2 separate regions of the Homo sapiens genome follow, and region 2 is linked to region 1. The links are chromatin contacts, found by Hi-C or POLR2A ChIA-PET in ENCODE. All regions are on one chromosome and are shown on one strand. The core of a region is the stretch at or near the end of the contact, and the rest is flanking DNA. Distances in the headings are between cores, read along the strand shown.

The links. A loop is a pair of places that touch in the nucleus more often than their neighbours do. ChIA-PET counts read pairs that join two places held with the same protein, here RNA polymerase II (POLR2A). Pooled maps may share reads with other maps.
Region 2: a pooled map shows a loop between it and region 1 (2.8-fold over the local background). The contact joins the enhancer-like site here to the promoter of CIZ1 in region 1. A Hi-C loop is called at or near these places in 4 of 50 pooled maps. POLR2A ChIA-PET finds 5 or more read pairs at or near these places in 6 of 52 experiments (BJ, H1, PC-3 and 3 more).

Annotation. Positions count from the first base shown.
Region 1 is chr9:128,190,113-128,193,202 of GRCh38, reverse strand. CIZ1 (CDKN1A interacting zinc finger protein 1) reads left to right here and starts at 1,631. Exons shown (of 17, transcript NM_001131016.2): 1 at 1,631-1,771; 2 at 2,341-2,515; 3 at 2,759-2,874. The coding sequence starts at 2,346. RefSeq lists enhancers at 1-77, 78-593 and silencers at 1,481-1,648, 1,436-1,875.
Region 2 is chr9:128,093,167-128,096,024 of GRCh38, reverse strand. The region is part of intron 1 of SLC25A25 (solute carrier family 25 member 25); the gene reads right to left. Among named protein-coding and RNA genes, the nearest start is that of SLC25A25-AS1, 24 kb to the left of the region's middle. Within about 2 kb of position 1,509, at least 37 of the 41 ENCODE cell types and tissues checked have a DNase peak (open chromatin) inside an H3K27ac peak, as active enhancers do; they include PC-3, where a contact is called at or near this core.

The DNA.
Region 1 (3,090 bases), core at 382-2,881:
CCCTGGACGCCACCCTGCGCTCCGGCCTCGCTGAGTCACTTTCGCGCCTCTAAGTCCTAGCTCTTCCACGACTAGTCCAGGTTGAGTTAGGCTCCTCAGCCGCCGCCCATCTGCCGCAGAGCCAGTCCAGAGCTTTGGAGCGGCGCTCGTCACATGACTGCAGTGATTTATGGACGCGCGAATTCTGCTGCCCGAGCGCCCTCCGTCAACGCGCTCCGCCTGCCCGGGTCTGCGCGCCGCCAGTGCCCCCGCGCGCCCTGCCCGCCCAACGTCGGCGCGGAAGGCAGGGCGAGGAGTCGCCCAGGCTGTGACACGCACAAGGCAGGGAGCCACAGAAAAGGGAGCCGGAATTGCTACTTAGTCCAGGAGAGGTGGCTCACCCCTGTAATCCCAGCACTTTGGGAGGCCAAGGCAGGCGAATCACTTGAGGTCAGGAGTTCGAGACTAGCCTGACCAACATGGTGAAGCCCCGTCTCTATTAAAAATACAAAAATTAGCCGGGCGTGGTGGCCCGCGCCTGTAGTCCCAGGTATTCTGGAAGCTGAGGCGGGAGGACCACTTGAACCCAGGAGGCGGAGGTTGCGGTGAGCCCAGATCGTGCCACTGCACTTCAGCCTGGGCGACAGAGTGAGACTCCGTCTCAAAAATATAAATAAATAAAAAATAAATAAAAGAATTACTACTTAGTAGCCAAGGATTGTTACGGCGCGGGGATGGGGGGATACAGCGGTTGTTAAGGGGGTTCTTGGGGGCAGGACCATTTTAGGTGCAGGATAAGGGAGCAGGGCTCTGTTTTCCTCTCCTTTTCTTTTTAAAATTTTTACTTTTTTTTTTTTGACAGCTCTTGCTCTGTCGCTCAGGCTGGAGTGCAGTGGCGCGATCTCAGCTCACTGCAGCCTGTGCCTCCCGGGCTCAAGTGATCCTCTTGCCTTAGCCTCCCGAGTAGCTGGGACTACAGACGCCCGCCACCACCCTGGCTAATGTTTGTATTTTTTGTAGAGAGGGATTTCGCCATTTTGCCCAGGCTGGTCTTGATCCTCCAGCCTCGGCCTCCCAGAGTACTGAGATTACAGGCGGAAGCGCCCGGCCCCTAGGGCTATTTTTTGATAATTGGCCTCGACCCTCCTCACCTACTCCTTCCTTAGCCAAATCTACTGAGAAAAGACTTGGAGGGGGACTCTCCCTCCACCCCTCCGTGGGCAAACTCCTGACGGACTGTAAGACCTTGGCCGCCCTCTCGCCTGGCCTGGGTCCCTCGAATGAATGTACATCCGCCAACTGCGCGCCCCCTCTCACCGCAGCCCCGCGCGGGGCCCCAGGATCGCAGGACCGCGGCGGCCGCAGGGAGGTGGGTTGGGAACAGGAAGGAAGTCCCCCTCGATGCCCCGCGGGATGGCTGACCCTTCCGGGCGGCAGACGGACCTTGGTCTCCGAGCCTCCCCTTCGCGATGCGGAGGACGCGGGACAGAGGGTATGAGCCGCCCAGGACCCCCTCGCACCTGCTAGCGCCCCGCAGCCGCCCCCCAGCGTGACTTGTGCACTGGGCGGGCTCGGGTGGCGCGGCCGGAGGCGCCTGGACCTCCCGTCCCCCAGAGGGCGCTGCCCCGGCCGGCCCCGCCCGCATTTGGGCCTTACGAGCCCACAGGCCCCGGAGTAGCAGCGGGGAGGCCGGGAGCCCGCGGGCCGGAGCCGCCCGGCCGAGGCGTGGGGGCTGCGGGGCCGGCCCATCCGTGGGGGCGACTTGAGCGTTGAGGGCGCGCGGGGAGGCGAGGTGCGGGGCCGGGGGCGGCTGGGTCGTGGGGCTCCGCCTGCGAGCTGGCTGTGTCTGCGGAGGAGGCGGCTGGCGGGGTGGGAGCGGGCGGAGTGGGGCGCGAGGAGGTGGCGGTGGTGGAGAGAAGCCGTCCCACGGAGCTCAGGACCACGGTGACCGGGTTGGACGGGTGCCGATGTTATTGACACCCGGGGGCCCAGAGAGGGTTGCGGTATTGAAAAGGGGCTGTGAGTGAGGAAGTGATGGGCGCAGAGAGAGGCTGAGGCTGAGGGTGGGAGGATGGAGCCGCCAGAAATGGAGAGATGGAGGGACTTGAAGGAGGGGCTGTTGGCAGTGTCTGGGGGGCATTGGCAGGAGGGTGGTTGAATCTTGCCCCTAGCAGGACTGGAGGTAACTTGGAAGGATGGGCCAAGCGAGTGTGGCAGGCTCTTGGCAGGACTGGGAATGCAGCTGTGAAGCTCCTCAGCAGTCTCTGCGGGCTGTGGCTGCGGGGAGTGGCGGTGGATGGGAGGGGAGCAGGCCTGACTTATGGTGGGGACCCCTTGCCTCACTCTGCTTTCTGCCCCTAGCCACCATGTTCAGCCAGCAGCAGCAGCAGCAGCTCCAGCAACAGCAGCAGCAGCTCCAGCAGTTACAGCAGCAGCAGCTCCAGCAGCAGCAATTGCAGCAGCAGCAGTTACTGCAGCTCCAGCAGCTGCTCCAGCAGTCCCCACCACAGGCCCCGTTGCCCATGGCTGTCAGCCGGTGAGTTCCCCTCTCGGGCGCGATGGCTTCAGCCTTGCTACTCAGACCCATGTCTCGGAGCTCCCGATCCCCATCCTTTTTCCCAGTGCCATCCCCGTTTGAGTCCTGGAGATCACCAATTCCAGCCCCAAGGGGTCCTCTGTCTACCACAGAGTGGGGCAGAGAATGGAGGTGAGAAGCCTTGGGGAAGAAGGAAGGTCTGACTTTCCAAATAACCCTCTGACACCCCCTCCCAACACACAGGGGGCTCCCCCCGCAGCAGCCACAGCAGCCGCTTCTGAATCTCCAGGGCACCAACTCAGCCTCCCTCCTCAACGGCTCCATGCTGCAGAGAGCTTTGCTTTTACAGCAGTTGCAAGGTATGGATGGCCCCAGGCCTCTTCTCAGTCTCTTTTAGTGGTAGCTCCCTAGCAGCGCATTGCTCTAAATCTCAACTCCACACAGCCACCCTGAGAGGGAGCTATTCTTGGCATCCTAGTTCACTCATGAGGACACTAAGGCTCCAGGAGGTGAAAGTCCCTAAGCTGCTAATTTGAATGCAGATCTGTCTGATTGCAGAGGTGTGTCCTTGGCCA
Region 2 (2,858 bases), core at 260-2,759, 97 kb after region 1:
TGCAGTCATTCTAATATAAAAAAGCAAATATTTTGACTGAATAAGTTCAATTGGAGATTTCACTTTCTATTAAAGTATATTTTAAAAATAATTATGGCACATATTACTGTACCATTGAGTTTTATAATGTATTTAACAAAAGAAATCTGAGATTTGAAAATGATACTAAATAAAAGTGAAACCTGTATTCTTCTTCTTTTTTCTTTGTCTTTCCTAAGATGGAGTCTTGCTCTGTCGCCCAGGCTGGAGTGCAGTGGCGCGATCTTGGCTCACTACAACCTCCACCTCCTGGGTTCAAGCGATTCTCCTGCCTCAGCCTCCCGAGTAGCTGGGACTACAGGTGCCCACGAGCACACCCAGCTAATTTTTAAAAGGGTTCTAACTTATTTGCTGCTGTGACTGAGTCTCATGGAATGTCTTCATTGGATAAACTTCAATTGGCATTTGGTTTTTTAAATCATCCATCCTACTGAGTTTCACAGGTAACTCAAGACTCCATGTTCATATAAAAATGGAGAGTTCTACCCAAATAAGCCCATCTCTAGGTGCTAGTGTCCAGGACAACTGCTGTATTCCTGGAACTGCAGACTGTGGGGGCCCAGAGGGGCTCTGGGATCATCCCTTAATCTCCGAGTTGAGCAAACAGGCCTGGGAGAGGCGACCTGATTTGCCCAATTCCCAAAGCCTGTCAAGGGCAGGGCAGGGCCTTGCACCCAGGGTTCTTGTTACAACATCCACTTCAAACAGCACCCAAAACAGATTTTAGTATTCAGTTCCCAAAGGATGCCGGTAAGCCAGACAGTAGGTGATACCTCATACTGGAAGGCGGCAGGTGTGTGGGAAAGGTGTAACTTGAGCAAGTTGAGCCCTAGCTAAATACAACCAAAAACGGTGTTTGTGTCACAGCTTCTGAATGCCTCTGTGAGAACTAGATTATGGAGGAACTAAAGCAGGCCTCGGGTTTCAGCCCTGATGCTTCACACCGGCCTTCTTGACACTCCAAGATCTGGGCACAACGCGCATTGTGTGCGATGCCTCGCTGCTCTTTATTATTCTGACTTTGTGGCACAGACCCTCATCTGTTTCAGCTCCTCCGATGTCCATTCCTATGACTAGTATTCGGAAACAGTGACAGCAACACTAGGTCCCTTAGGATTCAGTGGCATCAGATTGCAATTAATCTATAAAGTAGCAGTTCCTCTCCTGAGCATCTTCTCACAGCAAATCTGCCAATGCCACCAAAAGCTTTCCTTGTTCTACCACTATGTTACATGCCAGAAGAAAGCAGGTGCTTCAGGTAAAGGCCGGAATACCATGAATAAGAACAGGGCAGGTACAGTGCCTCTGGGAGTGTAGCATTAGGTCAGAAAGTTCCTCTCCCCTCCTCTGCAATGACTCAGGCTGAGCCAGAAATATTAATATGAGGAAGCTTTGCCAGCATCCAGCCGCTCAAGCCCCACCCACCCTTAAGGCTCTCAAACCTCATTGGCGGCTGTGGCCACAGTGTCATTTGATGATCAGGTTGCCATGACAGCCTAGTGTAGCCAGTTTCCAATGAAACCTGCCTACACTTGGCAGTTACACACACAATAAGCAAAATTCTCTGTGCTTCCGAGAAGACAGCCCCTCAGGATTTGAAAGCTTGAATGCCGCTGAGGGCACCTCCCACTCCAGAGTAATGGCTTTCTTCTCCAACTGAAGATTAACTGTAAGACAAAGATAAAGGGAAAAACTGGAACAGTTCCTAGAATAAAAGCTTGCAGGAACCTGACTCACTAGCAGACATATTTAAACAGGGGAAGTGAGAGCAAAACAAAGTAGTGCTTCTGGGACACTGAGAAGCCCGAGAACCAAAGTGAACTTTTCTTTTTTTCTTTTAAACAGAGTCTTGCTCTGTCACCCAGGCTGGAGTACAGCGGCACAATCTTGGCTCACTGCAACCTCCGCCTCCTGGATTCAAGCGATTCTCCTGTCTCAGCCTCCTGAGTAGCTGGGAGTACAGGCACGCACCACCACGCCCAGCTAATTTTTGTATTTTTAGTAGAGACGGGGTTTCACCATATTGGCCAGGCTGGTCTCAAACTCCTGACCTCGTGATCTGTCCACCTCAGACTCCCAAAGTGCTGGGATTACAGGCATGAGCCACTGCGCCTGGCCTAAAGTGAACTTTTCAAAAATGTTTCCAGAACATTCTGGAGGTCCTTTTTGTGATTTGGTGAGGCCAGCCCCAATCAGCCAGTGATCACAAACCCCAAACACCTTCAGAGCACTGTTCTGGAAAAGGATGCGGGCTGCATCCATGTTCCTGTTACTCCAGTTCTTGGTCTATCTGCTTTGAGAGTCTATGCTTCTCAGATTTGCTTTCTCTCTGGCTTCAAGCCCAACCAGCTGCCCCATATCCCACTTGGGGCTCCCCCAGTTTGCAGCCAGCTGAACTGTCTCTCTTTTGGGGATCAGCCAGTAAAAGGTGTGGGTCTCTTGATTCTGCAGGCCAGGAACTAAGCTGTTCAGAACAGACAGTCCTATCCTAGGCAGTCCCTGGGGGGAGAGCTGGCAAGGGGGTACTGTATGATGCTGAAAAATAGAGCAGTTAACTGCTAAAGACAAAAATAGGTGATTTTAAAAGGAGCCGGCCATTCGAGGTAGTAATAAGGCAAGCAGGTCTATAGATAAAAGTTCCTCACAAAGCTAGTGCCACAGCCATTCCAATCTTGTCTAAAACAATCAAAAGGTACAAAGTGACACCCTCTCTTTGAATATTAAGCAAAGACATCTCAGGCATAACAGTCTCTGAGAGACCCACTGCTTTGCTCAGAAGGAACCCATCAAAGACGAAGACTTCTCCCCAGTGCCCACAT